Regions from separate parts of the Homo sapiens genome. Here regions 1 and 3 are each linked to region 2. The links are chromatin loops, found by intact Hi-C in ENCODE. Cell type or tissue: natural killer cell. All regions are shown on one strand. Region 1 overlaps ADAMTS14 (ADAM metallopeptidase with thrombospondin type 1 motif 14). Region 2 overlaps PALD1 (phosphatase domain containing paladin 1). Region 3 has its middle 16 kb from the start of PRF1.

Evidence for each region. Hi-C counts contacts between places; a loop is a spot of excess contacts. Peaks named below come from ENCODE experiments on the same cell type or tissue, not always from the same donor. Only the 100,000 strongest peaks of a DNase experiment are listed, where the experiment ranks them.
Region 1: a loop joins it to region 2, with 9 times the contacts of the local background. A loop is called at or near these places in 108 of 110 quality-filtered maps.
Region 3: a loop joins it to region 2, with 6 times the contacts of the local background. A loop is called at or near these places in 11 of 110 quality-filtered maps.

The regions. Positions count from the first base shown.
Region 1 is chr10:70,755,721-70,763,720 of GRCh38, reverse strand. It overlaps ADAMTS14 (ADAM metallopeptidase with thrombospondin type 1 motif 14), which reads right to left. Exons shown (of 22, transcript NM_080722.4): 20 at 5,630-5,759; 21 at 5,436-5,546; 22 at 1,280-3,361. The coding sequence ends at 2,868. Among named protein-coding and RNA genes, the nearest start is that of TBATA, 26 kb to the left of the region's middle. RefSeq lists enhancers at 1,166-1,935, 6,127-7,086. In natural killer cell, a CTCF peak has its summit at 4,489 (motif pointing right); a DNase peak (open chromatin) is centred at 4,490.
Region 2 is chr10:70,555,992-70,563,991 of GRCh38, reverse strand. All of the region lies in intron 18 of PALD1 (phosphatase domain containing paladin 1), which reads right to left. Among named protein-coding and RNA genes, the nearest start is that of PRF1, 43 kb to the left of the region's middle. RefSeq lists enhancers at 2,926-3,869, 3,870-4,813. In natural killer cell, CTCF peaks have their summits at 4,294 and 4,495 (motif pointing left); DNase peaks (open chromatin) are centred at 4,481 and 4,761; H3K4me3 peaks cover 682 bases; H3K27ac peaks cover 1,167 bases.
Region 3 is chr10:70,614,932-70,622,931 of GRCh38, reverse strand. No RefSeq gene overlaps it. Among named protein-coding and RNA genes, the nearest start is that of PRF1, 16 kb to the right of the region's middle. In natural killer cell, CTCF peaks have their summits at 3,189 and 3,391; DNase peaks (open chromatin) are centred at 3,446 and 5,941; H3K27ac peaks cover 3,749 bases.

The sequences.
Region 1 (8,000 bases), 200 kb before region 2:
GCAGGTGTGGATAAAGCCTTGAAGTCAGAGTGGCCTGGAGAATCCCCTCCAGGGAAGAGACAGGCAATCTGGCACCCTGGCACCTGCACCCACCAGACTCCAAACAGGAAACCGTTTAGGGCAGGAAGAGGTGAGACCATTCCCATATGGCCTTTCCCACTGGGCTCCTACAGGAAGTGAGGGATGTTTCTGAGGCTGCGATGGAAAGAGGGCCCTTGGTGCTGTTCCTCTATCTTCACCCGTGAATCCTTTCATTTTCTCAGTTTCCACCAAAACAAGCAAAAATCCTGACCCATAAAAAGCCCTCAATTTGGAGAGTGGACATTTCCAGATGTTTGGGGAGATGGCAACAGAAATTTAATTGAACCTTAGACATATTAGACAACCTGCATCCTAAAAAGCCCCCAGCCAAAGACAGATGGAGAGGCTGCCCTCTCTGTGTTCCCACCCCCACGGGGGTAGGAGTCTCCAAACCATTTTCTCCTCGGCCTTAAGGGGAGGAGTGAGCTCTGCACAATGACAAGAAGCCCTTTTGCCAGCTTCACCTTTTCTAAGTGCCCAGCAGTGTAGATTCTTTTACTCCATGACACAAATTCTGCCACTGCTTAGAAGGCAAAAGTGGTTGCAGTCATTTTGCTTTCAGTGACAGTCTCTTTGTTCTGTGGTTGCTAAGATTCCTTTAGAGAGCCCCTCTTGTTGTTCTTTTTTGTTTTTGAGACAGGGTCATGCTCTGTCACCCAGGCTGGAGTGCCATGGCGCAATCACAGCTCAGTGTGGCCTCAAACTCCTGGGCTCAAGGGATCCTCTCACTTCCACCTCCTAAATAGCTGAGACCACAGGCGTGCAACACCACGCCTGGCTAATGTTCTTTTTATTTTTTGTTGAGACGGGATCTTGCTATGTTGCTCAGGCTGGTCTGGAACTCCCACCTCCAAAAGTGCTGGGATTACAGGCATGAGCCACTCTGCCCCACTGGCCTCTAGTTGCATTTAAACAGGTTGAGAATTTCACAATAACCTGAAATAAAGTGTTGTCCTGGAACTTGGGCCTCAGGGAAACAGGAGATTCAGTAGCCAAGAAACCAGTGGCAACCCTGTGTCCCACCTGGCAGTGACGCAGCAGGGCATGGGTGGAAAGGTGGAGGGACAGGAGACAGCCACAGTGAGCTGCGCCCCCACCCCCAGTTCTCTTGCTACAGCCCAGCCCTCAACCTTCGAGCTCTGGCTTCATTGTCCCCTTCCCATAAATCAGAGAGAGAAAAAGAAACACACACACAACCTTTTGGGGTCCAATGGCGATGTTAATAAATACATAAAATTTTAAAGATCTGGATTTCCAAGGCACAAGAGTTTAACACAGGCCAGGCTGGTTCTCACAGGAATGACTCCGCGTGTGCCCCAGCATCCCAGGGAGGGGAGGGCAACAGGGGGAGGGCGGGGAGCCCCCCAGGACCTCCACTCTCCAAAGGGGTTGCAGGCCAGGGGCCCACTACTCATGTTCCTCCAGGCTGGCTCAGAACAGCCCCTTTGCCTTGGGGAAGGAAGAAGTGAGAAGCACCTCTATCACCTGGCAGGAGTTTAGGAGACATCCTCCAAGACCCCGGAGGTGTCCTGGGACCCCCTGCCACTTCCTGAGAGCCAGAGGATCTAAGACTGTTACCTGTCCCTTGGAGGTAGCATGGCCGGCAGCTGAGCACAGCTCAGGCCCTTACAGCACCGTGGGTGAGTGTGTCTTCCCCACTCCAGCACCAGGCCAGGGGCTGGCACCCTGCCCTGGGGCACTTGGCCTGGGTGGCCCTTGTCATCTCCAGGGCCAGGCTATGAGTGGACTCTGGTCCTCAGTCCTGGGGTCCAACCACCCCTGGGAGAACCACACACTCTGGCCCAGCTTGAGCCAGGTAGAAGATGAAGATGTCCGACTCCAGCAGGAGCGATCTTCGGAGAAGGGCAATGATTGAAGGGACAGCCTGAGAAATCGTGTTCCCTCTGTGTCCCACAGAGTCCCCTTCCAGGCTGAGAGTGATAATTGAAGTTGCCATCCTGGTGGAGTCAGGGAGTGAGCGCCAGTTTGGAAATCCCTGGATGCTGAGGACTTGGGGTCCAGGGTGTCCTGAGCCCCCTTCTCTGGTGGGCTGGGGTGAGATTGGGGGGCCAGTCTGTAATCTGGAGTCACTAGAAGTAACACTAGTGACATCTGCAAGGCCAGAGTATGGCCATGAGCACCATCTTCTGGCCAGCAAAGACAAACTGGCCTCTGCTGCCTGGCCTCAGCTGGTGGAACTGCATGGAGCTCTTGGCTTCCAGGAGCTGGGCCTGCGATCACCTTGTGTTCCACCCCCTCCAGCCCTGCAGCTGGGAAGCCTCATGCCACATTCCCAGGCCCCCCTCCTCTCGGCCTGGCTGTGAACAGTCCCCCACCTACCCTGGCCCTGCTTTGCCTTTCTGGGGAGAGGGGCCAAATATGCAGGGCCTCCACAGGGGTCCTCACAGTTCCGGGAAGGCAGGCAGCCCTGACAGCTTCTAGCTACAGACCAGCCGGGATTCAGACCTGCCCAGGCCCAGGGTCTGTGAGGAGGGAGCAATAGTTGACCCTGGTCTTGGCAGGGGAGACCAACAGGGGCCCTGAGAGGGTCAGTCCCGCCGGGGGCAGCTTGCTGAGGTATCTCCGATTAGGGCTTTCCCTGATCTTTGTCTTCCTCCCACCCCGCTTTGTGGGGTAAAGAGCATCACAGCCCCAAACGAGAAGAAGGCGAATGATTTAAAATGAAGTCTGTGCTTGCGCCTGCCCTGCTATGTGTGTCCTCTGAGCTGGGAGTCACGGGGCAGTACACAGAGTGTAAACGTGCCAGTGGGATGGCAGGGCACAGCTCATGTCACCGGGGAGGCAGCAGGGAGGCTGGTGCCGGGATGTCTCAGGTCTTCTCCAGGTTGCCCTTTGTCCTCAGGGACTGGCGTAGGTGTCTGAGTCCAGCCCCAAGGCAGCCCCCCGGGGGTGGTAGGGGAGATGCTCCAGGATGCTCCAGGGATTGGTGTCTCAGGGGCAAAGGGATGCTGGGTCCCTGGGGAGCTTGTATCCAGAGCTCCTGGGAGCTGTGTGGCTCGGCCATGCTGATGGTCCTCTGATCCCGTTGGCTTTCCAGGAGGCTCTGCAGCATCTGCAGGGTCCTGGGGTCCTGGTAAGGGGCTTCCAGGAGTGGAGAAGGGGGGCAGTGAGGTTGGGCCAGGGTCTGGGCCAGGGTTGGGGCCCGAGGCCTTCTTGATGCAGGACACACAGCAGAGCCGGTGGTAGCCGGGAATGGAGCAGTAGCGATCGAGCACTTCCATCTGGCAGAAGACAGACCTGTCTCCCGTGCAGGGCTCCGCTGCACACACAGCACAAGGACAAGGATGGAAGCAACGTGGGGATGCCTGTCAGTCAGGTGGCCCCCCCTCCCACTTACCCACTGACTGCCCGCCCTCCACCCCTGCCCCTGCTGGACCCACTATAAAGCTTTTTCTCAGGGTGGGGGCTACAGAGCCACCTGACGGGAGAGTCAGCCCTGACTACATGGAAGAGGAAGTAAAATCCCCTAGAGCAGCAGATCTCAAAGTGATGTCCCCACACGCAGCAGCAGCAGCGTCACCTGGAAGCTTGCTGGCAATGCACATCCTCCAGCACCACCCAGCCCTATTGCATCAGAAACTCAGGCTGGGGCTCAGCGCTGTGCTTTCACAAGCCCTCCAGGGGACTCCACGTGTGGGCGCATCTGAGAACCCTGGCCCTTCGCCATTCGCCCTCAGCCCTGCTGCACACTGGAATCCTTGGGGGTGCCTGTCTCCTTCACCCACACACTGGACAATCTAGGGTGTGACCTACCACCAGGTGCTTCTAACTTGCAGCTGCTCTGGATGGAAGTGGGAACCCTAGCCCCTCCCAATCAACCCAAGGAGTCTGGCCCCACTCCAGCCAGGGTCAGGCTAGACCCCAGGCAACTCATGCTTGGGACAGGCAGACTGACCATCCTGCCACAGTCAGCACACATCGGGACATTAAGACTGCTACTGCTTAATTTGGAATCAAGCAGATTTCAGTTCAAATCCAGGCTCTACCACTTAAAAGTGTGAGGCCTTTGGCAAGTCACTTAAACCCTCCAAGCCTCAGTTGCTTCACCTATAAAATGGGGCTGATGTTGACCCTTACCAGTGAATAATAACATTGCAAACAACATCTTTAAAGCACCTGGCAAAGATAAGTGCTCATTACACTAGTTTGCTTTGCCCAAAATATCACACCTTTCTGTGATAACTCCATGTAGGCTTCTCCAGACAGAATGTGAAGGCAGGAGCTTTGCTTTCTACTAATTTTTGCCAGAGAGAGAGAGAGAAAGAGGGAGGTGGGAAGAGTGGGAGGGACAGAGGGAAAGAGAGACACAGGTGGAGGGGCAGGCTTAGGGGAACAAGAGAAAGATCAGAGAAAAATGGAAAGCCAGTGGCCTCTAGATGGCGCCAGATTTCTGGAACCAGAATCGGAATCGTCCTTTGCTTTGGGAAGGAAGACGGCAGGAAACCCAGGCACTCCCCCAGTCAGAACCTCAGCCTAGGAGCAGAGAAGTAGAAGATTGGAGGTAGAAGGTCCTTTGAGGACATCTAGTCAGAACCTTATCTTACAGATGAGGTCACTAAGCTCAGAGAGGTTAACGAATTTGCAGCCAACTGGTCCTCTAACTAGGAGTTAGGGTCTTTGATCTTTCTGCTACTCATCTTGCCAGACCCTGGTCCTAGGGAGGGTGAGGAAGGAAAAGAGAGATGGAACCTAGGAAAGGAGTGAAGAATCTACAGCCTGGCACGTAGCAGTTGCTCAGTAAATATCTATCCGTGGGTGGATGAATGGAAAGATGGGAGGATGAACTGAATCATGGGGCTGAGAGAAATTGCTAGGCCTATTGTTACTGGAAGCTGACAGCCAGACAGGAGTGCATGCATTCTCTCATCCAATTATCTCACCAGCCCTATGAAGGCAGCTCATATCTACAATTGCTTGTCTGAAAATATTGGAACCAGATATAGTTCAGAATTCAGAACTTTTGGGATCAGAAACATTATATTCTGTGTTTATATTATAGAACATCCTCAATGGAGCCTGAGATATCACCTTGTAACTAAATATGGCTAAATTTCTATATCAAAAGAATAAATGATCTCATTAGTTCAGGTCAGATTTTGCTGCCAGGTAAGTTTGCACCAAACTTAGAAATAAACATTTTGGAATTGCAGGTAACGGCTCATGGACCAGTAGAGCCTCCTCCCCACTTCATAACTGAGGTATCTGAGGCTCAGGGAGGTGAAGGTCACACAGACAGCTACAAGCTGGGTTTGCTCCACTGAGTGGCCCATGCTGCAACACCAGGGCCACTGAAAGGTCTGGGGAGCAGGGTAGGGTCCATAGACTGTACTTACTTGATGATATCTTGTTAATGGGATGTAGGGGTTCAGATTGTGGCACCCACTGCCCCTCTGGCGTCCCAAGTTCCCAGACATCGGCCCTCACCGTGGAGTTCTGGTGATTTCCTGTGAGCAGGAAGAAGCAATTCTAGTATTTGGGACTTTGGCCCAAGGGACTGGACCTGGCCTCCCCATCCCCTCTGGCTCACCTCCACAGGCGGGCAGGCTGCAGACCTGGACAGTGTCTGGCCTATCCCCCTCGCAATGCCCGAGGCTGTTGGCGTTGGTCCTGCACACCACCTGCCGCTGCTGGATGCCCTCTCCACAGGTGGCAGAGCACTGCCGTGGGTGGGTCAGTGCCAGGCATAGCGGCCGGGGTCAGGGTAGGTGGAGAGAAGAAAGACGAGTCAGTGAGCTCAGAGCCCAGCCAGTGCCCGGGGACAGAAAGGGTACAAAGGAGAGCACCAAGTCTTCACTTGACCAGAGGGACATGCAAGGACTGCTTCTAAGGAGCCTCAGTGGGACACTGTACCTGTTGCCAAATAGTCCTGATACCAATGGTGAAGAGCCATTGCCCTGAGCCTAGAACTCCATGGGCCTTTCCACAATCTAAACGGTTAATCTCTGGCTCAGGAGGGAACCTCTGGGACCCCATTCCCTACTACCACCTGCATGCACTGTGTCTGGTCTGTGCCTGGGTTCTTTAATATTTTGTGTATCACTCTAGCAAACTCCCCTGTTGCAATCCACTACATGGTGTGACCTGGGCAGGTGGATTGATGTGATGATATCCTATTAACAGGATATAGGGGCCTGGATTGTGGCTTCTGCTACCCCCCACCCCTGGTTCAGTGTCTTACTCTGTAAACAGAGAGCTGGGCGACAGGGTCTCCATGGACCCTCCTCTGACTAGCTCTGATAGTCAATAATCTTGTGACTTGATTTACCAAACATGGGCCTGCAGAAGTATGTTCAAAAGTGTCTTCTTCCCTGATGGAGCAGGGTGCGGGTACAAGGAGCAGGAGGCACCAGAGGACCGAGGACCACCGTTTGCAGGGGGTGGCCACACACATCGTCCCCTGGACCTGACCCACTCTAACTCTGACAAACAGGGAATGTGGAGGTCCTCAATGGAGGGGCAGGGACTCCAGGAAAGCAGCGTTGCCCAGTGTGACTGGGTCACCTTTTAGATGCTGACCACAGCCTTATCTAGCTGGAAGGAGAGGAATTTGCAGGACCCCACTTCCCACACTGGAGCATGTGACCACTGAGACACAAGGGTCATGGGGCCACACAGAACTACGAGACAAACACGGCATATCCTCCCAGGATGAATCATTACAAACAGCAGCTAACAGCTCCTGACTGCTCAGTCAGTCTCATAAGGGGCTGTGAAAGTTGATTATATGAATAGGGTCATACTTGTCACACCCAACTAAATCAGAGTTGAGGGACCAGGGGAAAAAGCACTCAGGGCACCTAGCACCTGCTCCAAGAATTAAATTCTCCACTGGGCCAGCTGCTGAAACAGGCTGATGTAATTCCAAGACCAGTTTTACCTAGCAGCTGCTGAAACAACCTGCTGTGACTCCACGGCTAGTTTTCCATAGCACCATCACTCACCAGTCAGAGCTTGCCAGCTCCCAAAAGCTTGTCTAGTGCCAATGAGTTGGTGTTCAACACAATACATATCATGTCTCTTTCTAATAAAACCCCCAACCTTTCCTTTGTTCTTTGGACATACTGAAGACCACCCGGTCTCTGTGTATGCCTTGAATTGCAATTCTTACTTAATAAAAGTTAAATTTAGAGATTCATCTCTATATTTTGCTTATTGCGACAGGGCCAGTATCTTCCACTATCTGCCATCTCTCTGTTACTTTTATCTGTGGGGTCCTTTGAAGACCAGCAATCTGTTTTATATCAAAACAAATGAAGCTATATATTATGGAGACATATAAAATGCATGAGTTGTGTGTGGATTTTTGGTTCTTTACAAATATTCATAATGCAATATTTCAAAATACAGAAAAGTATGGAGTTATTCACAAAACCCTATCCAGATGCCACCACCAGCCTTAATAAATGAGCATCCCAGAATATTTTCAGATTGTGTTGTGTCCCTCTAAACATTAAGGAAATGACATCCATTGGAAGTGCTTTTTTACTTCATACTGAAGTACTTTTTCTCACCTAAATGTATTCTCTATAACAGAAGTTTATCTATTTTGGTAAGTACAGTTCAGGCCTGTTCATTTTTCTTGTTGTATAGTACTGTATTATATGAACAGACCATGATTTTTGTCCAATCTTCTATAGATAAACATTTGAGATACGTCCTAATGTTTTGCTGTTGCAATAAACAGCATTGTGATCAAATGAGGTTTTTTAAATTGGGGTAATATCTATATAACATAAAGTTTGCCATCTTAACTAATTTTTTCTTTTTTTGAGACAAAGTTTCGCTCTTGTCGCCCAGGCTGGAATACAATGGCGTGATCTTGGCTCACTGCAACCTCTGCCTCCCAGGTTCAAGCGATTCTCCTGCCTCAGCCTCCCGAGTAGCTGAGATTACAGGCA
Region 2 (8,000 bases):
AGGACCCTTACTGCCACTTCCTGCCAACCCCCAATCCTCCAAGGATCAGAGGAAAGGCTTCACTCCTCTCTCTGCTGCCCCTCAGGCCTCCCTCGGCGAGGGTATGAGGGCTCTGACCAGTGGCCTGGGAGGCGCCGATGGCAGGGGTCATCAAGGCTACATTCTCGAGGCTCTGCCGTGTGGACGCACATCAATCTCCTCCCCTCAATCCACCCCTACACTGGGCCTACTGGGTGGGTGAGTTCATCCTCCAGCCTTGAAGGGGAGAAACCCCATCTTGGCCTCTGAGCCCAAAGGTCCCTAAGTGACTTCCAAAAGTGAAAGGGGTACACATAAAGCCCTCAGATCCCCCAGCCCTCACCCTCTCCAAGGCTGGGGACAGGTAACAGAGAAAGGCCACCTGGCCAAGGAGCAGCAAGAGAGGAAGTGGCTCAGGAGAGGGGTTGGGAGAGGATGTGTGGGTGCAGGGGAGGCTGTGGGGCATCGATCTTTTAAGCAAGCAAGCCTGAGCATCTTCATGGGAAATGGCACCAGGCCACGTGCTGGGGCGGAGAGGGACAGCAAAGCCAATTAAAGAGAGATTTCCCAGAGAGTGTGGGAGTGCCGCTGGGCCGTGGAGGCCTGGTGGATTTGCACAGACAGAACGTGGACCAGATGGGGGAAACAGAGGTGAGGCTGCTGCCTGGAGTTTGGGGGCTGAGAGGGGCTGGCCTGGCTGGAGGGAGGATGAGGAGGGACAAGACGGGGAGCTGGGCTGGATCTATTATGGAAGCCACCTGTCACCTAGAAAGTTTATCCCAGGTCAGCGGTTCACAACCTTGCTGTCCATGAGAAACATGAGGAACTTTAAAATGCAGATGCCTGGGCCCCACTTAGAAAAATCCAATGAGAATCTCAGCAGGGTGTAGCCTGGGCATCGGGATTGTCAAAATCCCTCTGGGTGACTCTCTATAGCTAAGGTTACACGTTATGGCTTCAGTACTGGGGAGCCACTGAGGGTTTGAGAGTATGAGTGACTTGTTAACAGAAGATGTATGGGAGATTTGTGCTCAGGAGGAAGGGAACTTAAAGAGGGTCCCTTCTAGGTTCTCCATGATTTGGGGAGTCAGGGGACAGGCCACAGGCCAGGGGATAAGGCCCAGGACATGCACAGCCAGGCTCTCCTACAGGGCACCCTGCCCACCCTGCTCCTTCCACCCCTCACAGACATGTCACCCACCCAGCACCCTCCCCTGCACGCTATGGAAGGGGAGTTTGGAAAGCGAAGGCCACACCTCGCCTCACACCCATCCCCTTCTCACCCCATCCCCCAAACCCACAGCAGCTCTCCCTGCTCCAGGAAGAGGACGTGGCACAGGGGTCATCCCTCGGGCACCAGGAACATCTGTGCGAGGGCACAGCAAGCCCCAGCCTCTGGGAGCCGGAAAGGGCTGCTCTCCTCACAGCTGGGCTGCAGCTGGAAGCCCTTCCGCACAGGAACACAACATCAGCCTACATGCATCTCCTCCTTAGCCCCAGGGTGGGCTCTGCGGCCTCAGACGTGGCACAGTCCACAGTCCCAGGAATCAGAGCTGGAGTAGCCTGAGCAGGGCCTGTGGTCCCCAACCTCCCACTTCTACCTCCACGGCCTTTGCTGTCTTTGCCTCCAGGGTCGCAGAGTAGATGGTAACTTGCAAAGCCTGCCCACCCATCCATCCAGAAGGAGCTCTGGGGCCCTGGAGATGGGGACAGGGGTGAAAGGTGGACAGCAGGCTGTGCCCAAGAGGGGCGAGGGGACCAGAGCCAGCACTGTGACTCCCTGGGAGACATGAGTCCCATGAGCTGGGTTCAGGTCCTGGTTCTGCCATTTAAACTCACAGGCCCCAGGTTTATGGAAGTAGGATTTCTCAGCAAAGTGAGGGATGAGAAGGCACGTGTGCACCACAGAAAGCTCACTAATCCGCTCATCCATCCAGCAGGGAGGGACCACTACACCGTGCCCATCACCCAAGCCACATACTGGGGATGCAAAGATGAACTACTCACAGGCCCTGCCCTCCGTGCCTGGAGGGGGATGGAAATAATTTCAAAGCAGCCACAGCAGCTGCAGGCTCAAGGAAGAGGGGACATCTAGGGTGGGTGAGGTCTACAGAGAGGAGGCAGAATGGTGCCTTGAGTGGCGGAGGGCATGAAAGGCAGGAAGGGGGCCCGAGAATGAGGTGAGTCCCCAGGGAACCCCCTCCCAGGGTGGGCAGAGTGGGAGGAGCTCATGGCGGTAGGGGAGGGGTAAAGGTGAGAGGCCAGGCCTGGAGTGGGTATGGAGGCCAAGCCAAGGCCTGGCCCTGCAGACAGAGGCCAGTGAGGGTTTCTGGGGATTTGAGGGCGGGAATGGCCCATGGCTGCCACAGAAGTGCTGGGGCCGCTGGGGGCAGGATTTGCTTAGAGACTGGGGAGTGAACAACAACAACAAAGATTTTACCTAAATATAAACCGCAGCCAATACAACGCAACCCCACCTATCTGCAAGGATGGACGGTCTGCGCCACAATGCAACTGGCCGCTCTCCACCCCACCCCTTAGGCTGCTTCTATCCTTCCCCAAGCTCCATCCGAAAGCCTGGAGCCTATTTCAAAACATTTTCTTAGAAGGAAGAAAAGGAAATCACCCACAGTTCCACCGGGCAAGAGCCATTCTAAACTGCTTTCAATTAAAGAGCTCAGAGGCAATGTGCTATGGGCGTGAAACGCCCTCAGCTCTGGCTCTGTGCCATGGACACGACCGCACCAGCACGATCCTCTCCCACAGCCGTGGGGATGGAGGCTGCCTGTTGCAAGAGACACGGGTAAGGATTAGGTCTGAGAAAGATTCTCTGGGGTAAGAGGTGGAGTGGCTCCTTCTGAGCTCTACTGGCAAAGGTAGAATTATCTCCAAATTCAGACCACTGTGTACAGGTGACGCCTGACCCCCGCCCCCAGAAGGTTCCGAGGGCACATCTTGCTGGATCACAGGTCTGTGATTTGAGACAATTGCCCATCTTCCTATCAAGGCCCTGGTTTCCTTAACACCGTCCCCCATGTTAGCACACTGCCTGGGGAGGACGGGTCAGCCACCTCCTGTTGATAAAAATAGTGGAGCTGTTTATATACGGCCTGCCAGGCTGTCATTAGCTGTGGTGGAGCCGGACAAGGCTTCCTCATCCATTGGACTGAGCCCTAAAATAGAAGAGGGCCAGGAGAGGTGGCCGGGGCACTGGGTACTTCGGGCATCTCAAGCCTCCGGCCTGGCTGGCATCGAGGCAGCCCAGCAGTGCCAGCAGGGGCTCTCATGAAGCTCTGCTCTTTGCCGGGCCACCAGGGAGAGGCCCACTGAGGCAGGGCTGGGGAGCCTCCCCAGGCTACCACACAAGCAGAACACGTGCGTCAGGGTCTACTGAGTGCCACCTGCGGGCCGAGCGCGTCACATCCTGACCTGAGGATTAGACCCTAACACATTCTCCTAGCAACCCAGTGAAGGAGGCGGGACTGTCCCATTTTGCAGATGAGGTTCAGCAAGGTTGTTTTTGGTTTGTTTGTTTATTTGTTTGTTTAGCACATGCTTAGTTAACCCTTCAAAGAGTAGGCATCCTGCCCAAACTCAGAGTTCTGAGCTGGGAGATGAGCCCCAAGACCCCAGCTCTTCCTACCACCCTCCCCCACTTGGCCACAGTCAAGCCCACCACTCCCTGCTCACTCTTGTCTCTGTACCTTCACCCATGCTGTTCCTCCTGCCTGGTCGGGTTCCCTCCAGGCCTATGACAAGCCCCCACTCTCCCAAAGTGCAAGCCTGCTCCGGGCCTTCCAGCCCAACAGCCCTGCCCTTCTTAGCCTCCTCTGCCCTCAGGCTGAACCTTTCAATTAAACATTGCACTAAATTCCATCTTAACAGATTCTAATTGCTTCATCAAGGCAGGGGCTGTCTCAAAACAACCATAAACCCAGGGGCGGGCACCAGCCAATAACCAGGTTTACACCTCCCCCTTCTCCCCACCGCCCTGGGGGTCTGCAGAGAACTTGGTATGTGGCAGGCGCTCAGTGAGCACTCCTCCCCAGGCCCTCTTGTCCTGGCTCACAGCTTCTAGTATCATCTTGAATCCAGATCCTAGACAGACTCTGAGGATTGCAGACTGGACATGCCAGCAGCTCAAGTGCTCCGCATGGATAAGGGTCAGGCAGCCCAAACCCACAAAGCATGTCCCAGTGAACCTCCTGAGCACACCCCAAACCTGCTGCGTCCATAAGCCTGCCCATCTCAGTGGCAACTCCAACCTCCCAGGTACACAGGCCAGAACCCGGGACTCCTCCTTCACTTCGCCCTTCTCAACCCCACGGCCAGTCAGTCAGGAAACCTCACTGGCTCCACTTCGAAACACCTCCAGAGGCTGACCGCCTCTCACCACCCTGGTCCCAGACACCCTTGACTCAGCGACAGCCCCTGGCTGGCCCCCTGCCACCTCTCCCGCCCCCTGCTGTCTATTCTCAACACAGCACCTAAATGACTGTACAAACAGTAAGCGTCTGCCCAAAACCCTGTGATTTCTTCCTTTGCACTCAGAGTAGAAGCCAAAGTCCCAGCAATCCCAGAAAAGGCCCCACAGTCTGCCTCCTGTCCCCATAACCTCTACCCTCCTCTCCTGCCCTCCAGTTCCCTAGCTCTGCTCCTCAAACACACAGCTCCCACCTCGGGGACTGCACGCAAGCCACACCCTCTGTCTGAACCATTCTTCCCCCGGATGCCAGCACAGCTCCTCCTTCAGGTCTGTTCAACACCACCTTCTCATGGAGTCCCTGCCTAACCACCCCTCACTGCAAGCCCTCATACCGCCCCGTCGGCACCTCATAACTGTGGAGTCCTAATTAGGGAAAGGGGTAAGGCTGGCGGGACCAGGAGAAAGCAAAGAGAGAAAGCAGATAAGCTCCAAGTCTGCCTTTCTTCATGGTCCAGGGACACGGCCCTCCTACGCAAATGACACAATCTTCCAGTGCCCAGCTATCACCAGACCCTCGGCTGATAGAAAAATGCAACTTAGCTCACTGCAACCTCGGCATTATCAGTACTGCACAAAGCCCTCTTCAGCAAACAGCACAAGCACTGTCCTAAAAAATCCCCAGCCAGCCTCTGTCTCCTTGCAACCAGCACTTCTCTTGCTAACTTGCCCACTGCACCCTTGCAATGTATTTTCATACTTTCTCTAAAAATCTGCCTTTCTTTACCTTTTACATACTTTCTCTTAAAACGTGCCTTTCTGTACCTTCTTTAGTAAGAAGAATTTTAGCAAATTCTTACAAGAATTTGCTAAAATTCTTCTTACTCCCCGTGTAATACCAGCCTCAGATAGTTGCAACATGTGACACTTAGAGGCTCCGCTTCTCCCAACGGATACCCCGCTGTCCAACAGACCACGGCCCTGATGTGTGTGCTGCCTGCCGCAGATCTCCGTCACTAGAGTGCAGACTCCATGAGGACGGGAGCTTTTGCCCTTTGTATGGCATCTCCAGCACCTAGCGCAGTGCACTTAGTAGGTGTGTAATAACCGTTTGTCAAATCAATGAATGACAAACATGTGCACCTTGCATTTTCATTCATTCCAGCTTCACAGGACACCTCGGTTGCCTGTGCCAACCCCTTTGCCTTCCAGAAAGGGAGGCTGAGGTCAAAGAGGTGAAATGACCTGCCATGGTCACATGGAGAGTAGGCAACAGAGCCCAAGCAGGAACCCAGGCCTCCTGTCCACCGAGGAGGCCACATGCTTGAAGACCTGGACTCAGCTGAGGCTCAGGAGAAGACAGCCCCAGAGGAGAAATAAGAAGAGCCAGCAACCCAGGCAACAGAGCAAGATCCTGTCTCTACCAAAACAACAACAAAAAAGAGGCAGGTGTGGTGGCACATGCCTGTAGCCCCAGTCATTCAGGCCTGGGGGCTGAGGTGGGAGGATGACTTGAGCCCAAGAGGCAGAGGTTACAGTCAGTGAACCATGACTGCGCCACTGCACTGCAGCCTGGGTGACAGAGCAAGACTCTGTCTCTAAAAAAAAAAAAAAAAAAAAGGAAGAGCCAACAAGGCCAGGTTCAGGGTCTTCATCAAGCCAAGCCAGACAGCAACACTCCCCACCCTGCCACCCCCTGCCATTACTGAAGACTCCTTAGTATCCCCTCGCTCACCCACTCAACAGAAAGAAACCTGGCCTGGTGACCTCTGCCTCCAGCTGAGGTGGGGAGGCAAGTGACAGTCCCCAAAGATGGCCAGTGGCTGAAGGGCAGGTTCCAGGGCTGGCAGCCCACCCTCTTCCCACGTGCAGCACCAGCCGCTGCGTGTGGTGGGTCCCCACCGAGTCCCTGCAAACTGCATCCTCAGGCCAGCCCAGCGGTGGGGCCCCAGTACAGGACGCTTTTCTGTACCTAACCCCTGGAAGGACAAAATTGCCCTCAATCCCTACCAGTAACCCATTTTCCAAAGGTGACATCATATTTTGTTAAGTAATTTCAAAGTGTGAAGGGACTTGACCTGGTGCCGTGGGCCACTCTGCATGCTGTGAGTTCAACAGACGCTGTTCAGCAGCACCTCTAGGCCAGGCACAGAGATTCAATGCTGAGAGGACACAGTCTCGTTCCTCAAGAGGCCCACTGTGTCCGCATGTAGCCCATAGAGCCTGCCTGGCAGCCCAGCCACCCTGCACACCCCACACCCCATCCCACCTGCCATGGGCCCCAGACTGGTCCTCACCACCATCCCTCAAAGCACACAGAGCAAGGGTAACAACTCCAGGTGACAGATGGAAAAACAGGGGTCCAGCAGGCCAAAGTGACTTGCCCAAGGTTCCACAGGGAGTTACTGGCAGAGCCAGGGCTGCAGCCAGGGCTTCCAACCCCTGACCCAGGGCTCTTTTGCTTGCTGCAGAAGAACGCTCTGTCCTGGAAGACTAATAGTTAATAATAAAGGTAGAGTCAGGTTTTCCTATTTATTTATGCAATGATTTACTCAACCTTCCCTCCATCCACTCACTAGAAAGACATTTGTGGAGCCCCTACTTGTGCCAGGCAGGGTCCTGGAGTCAGGGTTTCAGAGGTGGATCTTGCAGCAGAAACAAGGACCTCTGGTAACAACCACAATCGGGACAATGAGAGCAGCAGGCACCAAGTCAGGGTCTCGGGATTACCCAGGGGGTGAAGGAGGCGGTGGTGCTGGAGTTGAGATTAATCCCCTCAAGCCCATCAACAATTCTAAGCCCAGTGGTGCACACTTAGAAACCATAGCTGCTCAATGGATGTTTGTTGTTGAATAAAGCAGGAAAGTCCTCCTGGAGAATGGAAATACCAGCTTGCCCTACAATGGGAAGGAAGAGAGATGAGCGGTCTCAGCAGCCAGGTATGGTGGCTCACACCTGTAATCCCAGCACTTTGGGAGGCTGAGGCGAGAGGATGACTTGAGCCCAGTAGTTTGAGGCCAGCCTGGGCACCACAGCAAAGACCCTGTCTCTACAGAAAAATAAAAAAATTAGCCAGGCCTGGTGGCGCATCTCTGTAGTGCTGCCTACTCTGGAGGCCGAGGCAGGAGAATCACCTGAACCTAGGAGGTTGAGGCTACAGTGAGGTATGATTGCACCACTGCACTCCAGCCTGGGCAACAGAGCAAGACCCCATCTCAAAAAGAGAGACAGAGAGACAGAGACAGAGAGAGAGAGAGAGAGAGAGAGAGAGGTCTCGGCTACTGAGAACATGTGCCCTACACACACAAAAGCACACGGGTACTCACATGCACACTCACACACACACTCCGTTCTGGAAGCCGTTCTAGGCTGGGTTCAAGTGAAAGAGCCTAGTAAGCAGCCTTTGCTTGGGTTCTATTTTATGTGACAGCTCATAGCACTGCAGGGCTGCCCTAATTGCTCCAGCCCTGCTCCCAAGACACATTACTTATTGGAACCATGTCTCTGGGGAACAACTTTGGCAGCCAGGGTTTTTGTTTTGTTTTGTTTTGAGATGGAG
Region 3 (8,000 bases), 59 kb before region 2:
CCCAACACCCCCTCCAAGATCAGAGGAGGCACCATGAGTGAAGAGAAGCCAGGCAGTGGGAAAAGACACCTCTGAGCTTGGAGGGATGGAGGAGTGTCCTTCCTAAGGCCACTGAGGGTGCAGGCTGCAGAGACACCAGCTCCTGCACCTGGGAGGGCGGTCACAGCCACACCCAGGAGGGCAGATCCTGCCTGCTCCCAGACCTCCTCAAAGAGCACAGCTGCAATTTGGACGGCTGTAGCCCCACCCAGGAGGGTGAGTCTCCTGTGTGCTCTGTAGAGCAGGAGGCCTGGGTCTGAAGCTGCTGGTTGGGCAGTTGCAGCAGCACCCAGAGAGCTCTCCTCCCAACTCCCACCAGCTTTATGGAGTGTGCAGCCAAAGCCGTGCCTCCCTGCTGCAGCCAGCATGATGGCAGCAGCCACTGCCATCAAAAATACTCAGCTCGGCCAGGCGTAGTGATTCACATTTGTAATCCCAGCACTTTGGGAGGCTGAGACAAGCAGATCACGAGGTCAGGAGATCGAGGCCATCCTGGCTAATATGGTGAAACCCCGTCTCTACTAAAAATACAAAAAAAAAAAAAAAATTAGCCAGCCATGGTGGCAGGTGCCTGTAGTCCCAGCTACTCAGGAGGCTGAGGCAGGAGAATGATGTGAACCTGGGAGGCGGAGCTTGCAGTGAGCGGAGATCGCACCACTGCACTCCAGCATGGGCAACAGAGTGAGACTCTGTCTCAAAAATAAATAAATAATAATAATCAGCTCAAAATCATTCTTATGCCAGAGGCATATTTTGGAGTGGCATATTCTGATCTGCTAAAACCATATTTTAGAGTAACATATTTTGTTTTTTTACAATATTAAATCTTTCTCCTTTTCTGAAATGTGCATTTATGACCATAAACTTCCCTCTAAACATAATATTAGTTGCATCCCATGTATTTTAGTGTATCATATTTTTATCATTCAGTTAAAAGTATTTTCTGACTTATTCTTTGATTTGGAACTTATTTTGAAGGATATTGGTGTTAGAAGAAAAGTTTTAGACAAATTAAATTTAACAGAGTTTAATTGAGCAAAGAACATTTCACAAATTGGGCAGTCCCTAGAACCAGAAGAGGTTCAAAGTGACTCTGGTGGTTGGAAAGGATTTATGGACAGAAAAGGGAAAGTGAAATACAGAAAACAGAAGTGAGACGCAGGAACAGCCAGATTAGTTGCTTGGCAGCCAATCCAAAAGGCAACTAAGCGTTTGCCTTATCTGAGCATGGTTTGAACCATTGGCTGCCTGTAAGTGGTTGAAATATGACTGCTGTGATTGGCTAAGACCTACTTGTTACAAGAGTAGGTTACAAGGCCTGGCATGGTCGCCCACACCTATAATCCTAGCACTTTGGGAGGCCAAGGCGGGTGGATCACCTGAGGTCAGGAGTTCAAGACCAGCCTGGACAACATGGTGAAACCCCATGTCTACTAAAAATACAAAAATTAGCTGGGCATGGTGGTGCGCACCTAATCCCAGCTACTTGCGAGGCCGAGGCACAAGAATCACTTGAACCTGGGAGGTGGAGGTTGCAGTGAGCCAAGATTGTGCCATTGCACTCCAGCCTAGGTGACACAGTGAGACTCTCTGTCAAAAAAATAAAATAAAATAAAAGAGTAGGTTATAGTCTGTTTACACATCCAGTTAGGTTACAGTTCATTACTTACTGAGAAACCTTTAGGCCAAACTTGAACTATGTAAGGAGGCAGCTTTAGGCTAAATGTAATTTAACCCTTGTATATTTTCAAACATTTTGATTTTTTGTTTGTTTGTTTTTTTGTTCTTGTTATTGATTTCTTGCTTAATCCACTGAGTAACATTCTCTGTAAATTTTTAATCCATTGAAATGTTTTGAGATATTTTATGGCCCAGTAAATTGCCAATTTAGGTAAATGTTCAGTACGCACTTGAAAAAAAGACATATTTCTTTTGTAAACCAAAAACAAAATCCTAAGCTACCCAACTGATTGAATGGACTCCCTCTGGGCCAAGGAAAACCTGAAAAAATGAATTCCAAATCATGATGGGAAGGGAAGTTGGAGAGGCCTCATTATGCCCCCTCCCTTTTGGAGTTTAGGCACAACTGGCCAGCATTAATATTAAAAGAGAGATCATAAGACCGACAAAACAGACTCTTTGTAGTAATAAAACACAAAATTCCAACCTAACTCTGGTATGGCATCACATGCTGTCTGCGGGCTGCCACCTATGAGACTTCATCTACGTAACAAGGGCCTTGGCTTCCACAACCCCCTTGTCTTAGCTCAAGGATTCCTTTCTACTGACTTCTTAAGCCTTTAGACAAAGCTTAACTCTTTCAACCAATTGCCAATCAGAAAATCTTTGAATCTACCTATATGACCTGGAAGCAGTCCCCTCCCCATAAGACATCCCACCTCTTTAGGCTGAACCAATGTACACCTTCCATGTATTGACTTATGTCTTTCCTTGCAACTCTTGTTCCCTAAAATGTATAAAACCAAACTGTAGCCCAACCACCTTGGGCACACTTTCTTAGGACCTCTTGAGAACGTATCCTGGGCCATGGTCACTCATATTGGCTCTGAATAAGCCTCTTTAAATATTTTACAAAGTTTAGCCTTTTCATCAACACTTTGGTGTATGGGTACAGTGTCCTATATATGTCAGTTGGGTCAAGCTTATCATTGCATTGTTCAATTTTTTTGTATCTTTACTGATTTTATTGTCCACCTGTTTTATCAGTTAAAAAGAGAGGTATGTTAACATATTTCACTACAGTATGTATTTATTCTGTTTCATTACTTCAGTTTTCTTCTTTAAGGTCTCTTTTATACATGGGTTGGATCTTCTCTATCTTCCATATCTATCACCTTTATATCTTTTTTTAAACCAGTCTCCACTTTTGATTTTTTTAATTTCCTCTGTTTCATCTTCTATTTCTCTTATGACATTATTTATGTTATTTATTCATTCTAGCTTCTTTTTATTTCTAAAATGGTTAGAGGTTTTTTTTAGAAAAGAAAAATGGTTTTTTCCTAACTAAATTCTGTGTGAGCTCTTTTCAAATTTTCCTTGTATCCAATTATCTCATCTCTTAATTTTTATAATCCTGACTTATGCTTTAGTTTCCTAAATTCTGTCATTTTAAAAACTCTTCTACTTCATTTAAAAATATCAAATGAAAAATTTTATGTATTTTGTAGGGCATGTCTTTCCAGAGATCATTGCCTGATGATCTGTTACTATGCTAATCAACTTTTTTCTTTAAAAACAAAACAAAACAAAACAAAACAAAAACTGAATGGGACTGGATTTCTCCTCTGCAATCCTTTTGCATTACGTATGTTTAAGTGAGATAGTTTTTCGGGCAGTCCTCAATGGGGAGAATGGGAAAAGATTTCTTGGCCTAGATTCGTGACTCTAGGGCTCCCTCTTCTGTTGTACTGAAAAATGTCTTTAAAATGGGTTGAAGATTCTGGGAATGACTTCCTCTGTCGCCTTCCTCCAGTTTTGTCTGGACCTTATCTGTACATGGCTCCCTGTCTTGCTCAGTTTAGAGTCTAGTCCCAGCCATTTTGCCTCTGTGTGAGACTTTGTCCTAGAAGGATATTTAGCTGGCAAGTTTCAAGATTTTATGAGGCGATTTCATGGGTTGTTGGGAGGATTAATTTACATGATAATTATAAATTCACAAGGTGTCTGGCAGAGAGTGCATGTTAAACATGGGATGCTTACAGTTATAATGATTAATACCCACTCATTTATCCCTACATCCTAGTCCAACCCAGAAACACATGCTGTTTCCTTCATGTGAGTCGCTCTTTTTTGTCTCCATGCTTTTGCCCCTGTTGTTCTCCTCCCTGAAAACCTCTGCACAGTCTTTGCTACCTGCCAGTCCTTCGCATGCATCTTGTTCTGGTAACATAGAGACCCAAACCCACTGCTCCCCTCCGAACCACGGTAGCTCTTCATTGCTAAGCCACACATCTCAAACCACCTTTAAGGTTTTATGCCAATGACTTCAGTTTTATTTTGATCTTTTACTCTGCGTCAAGCTCTTTAAACACATTATTACCTCATTTCATCTTCAAAGCAGTGCTCTGAGTTAGAGGCATAGATGGATGGGTACCTTTGTTGGTCTTATTTTACAGATGAAGACACTGCAGCTTAAAGAGATAAATACTCGGATACAAGGTTAATTGTTGTTAGTAGAAAGCAGTAGAGCCAGAATTTTGACCAGGCACTCTGGCTCCCAGAACTATAAGTTCAGTTATGATGCCAAAATGTATATTTGGATGGTAGGCTCCTTTAAGGATGGAACTCTATTTTATGTGTCTTTGTAGCCCTCTCTATGATTACTAGCACCTGGTGCATAGTATGTGTTCATTAAAGACTCCATCAATGCGTGGCATGGTGGATGAATGTACACATCCACCAGTGCTAGTCAAATGCGTGGGGCTGTGGGGCTTTCGGAAGAAACTTTGCTAGCTAAAGGCAGATGAAAAAGTCTCAGACACTGTTCAGTTTCTTCCAAGAAGTCATTAGTCAGACTCTTACTCAGAACTTCTTTTCTTTTTTTCCATTCAGGTTTGCGCTCAGTGAGACATTTATGTTTTCACAAGCCCTTGGCCACTAGCAATCCATCAAAAAACCCCAGCCATGGCTCAGCATGGCTGGCTGGCCAGACCAAATGGTAGGCAGACTGTCAAAACATTCACAAAACCCACACCAAATTTTTAAACTGTATAATCTAAGGGCATTGCTCTCACAGAGAAGTAACAGACCCACTGTTCTTTAATAGAAATATCAGAAAACTGGGAGCTCAGGGATGAGTTAGAAATCCAGTTTTTCCAGACATTGGAATTTCACTTGAACGTGGATTTGCTAGACAGCTGTATGAGCTGCGCTCCTGCGAGAGCACTGGCCTCAAGCCAGAAAACCTAGGTCTGCTCCCTGCTCTGCCACTTGTTGGTTGTATAACATTGGGCAAGTACTTCTTGCTGGGTCTCAGTTTTTTTAATTAAAAAAAAAATAGGGATAACAATATTTTGCATATGTCACAACATTGTTAGGTGCAGATGAAATAACACACACAAAATTCTTTGTAAACTGTAAAGTCTGTGTCAGACAAAATCAAGAGTGGGGGTCATGGAGCCAAATGAGACGACTGGGGCTGCCATTTCTAAACAGCTACCATGGGTCTCCTGAAGCAAATGAGGGGCAAGAAGTCAATCTGGTAAAAGGGAAGAATGAAGAAGAGAAAGAAAGGGAGGTAAAAGCCTACAAAATCTGAACAGGAGATACAGAAAGGACAGGAGAGAAGGGGACCCTGATGTCTTTCCAGTTCCTCTAAGTATAGGTTCATTTGGGGAGATTCCTACGGTAATCCTTATAGCAATCCTCAGTGTTACCATTGATTTAAAACAAAACAAATGCAGGTCTCTTCATCTGTTCAGTCTGCTATAACAGAAGTACCACAGACTGGGTGACTTCAAAGAACAGAAATTGATGTCTCCCAGTTCTGGAGGCCAGAAGTCTGAGATTAGGGTGCCAGCTTGCTGGGCTCTGGCAAGGGCCCTCCTCTGAGCTGCAGACGGCTGTCTCCTCATTTCATTCCAGTCCTCTGGAGCCTCTCTAATAAGGGCACTGACACCATTCATAAGGGATTATGACCTGATTACCACCCTCATAGCCTATTACTTCCCAAAGGCTCCACCTCCTAGTACCATCACATTGGTGGTTGGGATTTGAACAAATGAATTTTGGGAGAAACATAAACATTCAGTCATTACAGCGGGAGATTCTACTTCTACTACTCATTTCCACAACATGCACATTCGCATTCTAGGTTCTTGTTTGGTTAGCTGATAGAGTTGATGTGGCGGGGTAGACCTCAAATCAAAGGTGTTAGAAATGCTCTCTTTGTGCTCCCTAAATTGGGTCAATCTCATATGAAAATGTTGTCGGTATGAATTTGTAACCACCATAGGCTTGTTCATAGCCCTCACCACCATGGGCTTAGATCTCTGTGCTAGGAGCTGGGCATGGTGGCTCATGCCTATAATCCCAGCTACTCAGGAGACTGAGATGGGAGGATCCCTTGAGCCCAGGAGTTTGAGACCAGCCTGGGTGATATAATGAGACTCCCTCTCTACAACAACAATGAAAAAGATCTCTATGTTAAAACAGGAAAAAACAAGCAAACAAAACAAACAAACAAAAAAACTCCTTCATCTGAATTAACTAGTGGTTGCTATACCTACCAGAGTCCTTTGAGTCTTTTAAAGTAAAACAGAAAGAACAGAATAATCTAGCACATAGTAGGCAATCAATAAATATTCACTGACTGAAAGAATAAAGAACAAATATTACAGAGTAGCTATCCTTAAAAGCTTTCTATGAGAAAACCCACTTCTGTTACCTAGAAAGACAGAATTAAATACATATATCAAAAAGCATAAACAAAATTGGAAAAAAGTAAGGGAAATTCTAAGCAGCCAAAAATAATAAAGAAGCAAAAACTAGAGGGTAAAGCAGGCCAACAGCCAGGGATACCCTGAGGACACAGGCCTGGCCAGGGAAGCCAGAACCTCAGGCTACGGTGACCACACGAGCAACAGGAAATAAGGCTGGGCAGGGTTGCAGAGTAGGGGAATTGAAGCTGAGACCACTCCACGTAAAAAACTAAATAAATACTCAAAGGGCTAATAATGTCAATCAAAGGATAGGCTGTTAAAAGGATCTATTTACTGGGATAGGGAGTCCAGAAAAAAACTCATTTTTCTCAGTCTTAAATCTGAGTGGAAGGACGGTCTCTCCTTAAACATCAGAACCACAGGTCTACCTTCCCATATGCCACTTGCGTGAGTCAGAACATGCCAAGCCAAAAAATAAGCATAAATAGGTCTGAGTCGGTAAAAACGGGAAGTGTCTCATAAAAGCACATGCAAACCCACTTTGGAGGAATGTTCTCAATCCTAAACTTTGCAGGATTCCCACAGGTGAAGGGCAGCCAAGAATGAGCTCACAATCTAACATTGCAAGCAAAACCCTCAAGGAAACAATCCACCAACCAGGAAGATTCAGCTGTATAACAAGATAAAGAATGAGCTGCACCAAAGATTTTATGTGTTGGCATAACTAGATATAAAACCCAAAATGAATACGTTGACATGTTTAAAATTTGTTTCAATAACTAGAAGACATAGTCATGAAATTTTGAAAAAGAATGAAACAGAGTTTACACATAAATCATTAAAAGCAAAAATTAACTAAACAAAAAAATGTCATAGGTAAGACTGAGGGAAATGAGGCCACTTATGCTTTGCTGGTAAGAGTGAAAACTGGTGCTGTCCTTATGGGGGCTATTTATAGCAAATTTATTACAAAATTAAAAATGTGTAAGGTTCTGTTCCAGCAATTCAATTCCTGGGAATTTATTCTACAGATATCCTCCACATGTCCAAAAGGAGGCGTGTACAAGGTTATTTACTGCAACATTGTTCATTAGAGCAAAAGACTATAAATAACCCAAATGGCCATCATTAAAAGGCTGGCCCAATAACTTACGGTTCATCCATATAACAAAATACTATGCAACATTTTTTTTAAATGAAAGATTGAGGAAATTATGTGCTACAAGGTAAGATTTCCAAACTGTATTCAGTAAAAATAAAGACAAAGTACACAGCAAGATGTATAATAGGGTTCTTTTGTGTGAGAAAGGAGGAGAATAAAAAACTATTTATGTCTGCACTTGCTTTTATTTGCATGATAAAACTCTGAGAGGCCACCAAATAAATTAGGAAAAAAAAAAACAACAGTGGCACCTATGGAGGTCAGTTGGACTGGAGCAAATGGGGAAAGAGCCAGAGAAGGATTATTCACTGTATATATTTTCCATCACTTTGATTTTTGCATCTTGGTACGTGTATTACCTAATCTTAAAACCCAAAGTATGAAGTAATCGTACATTA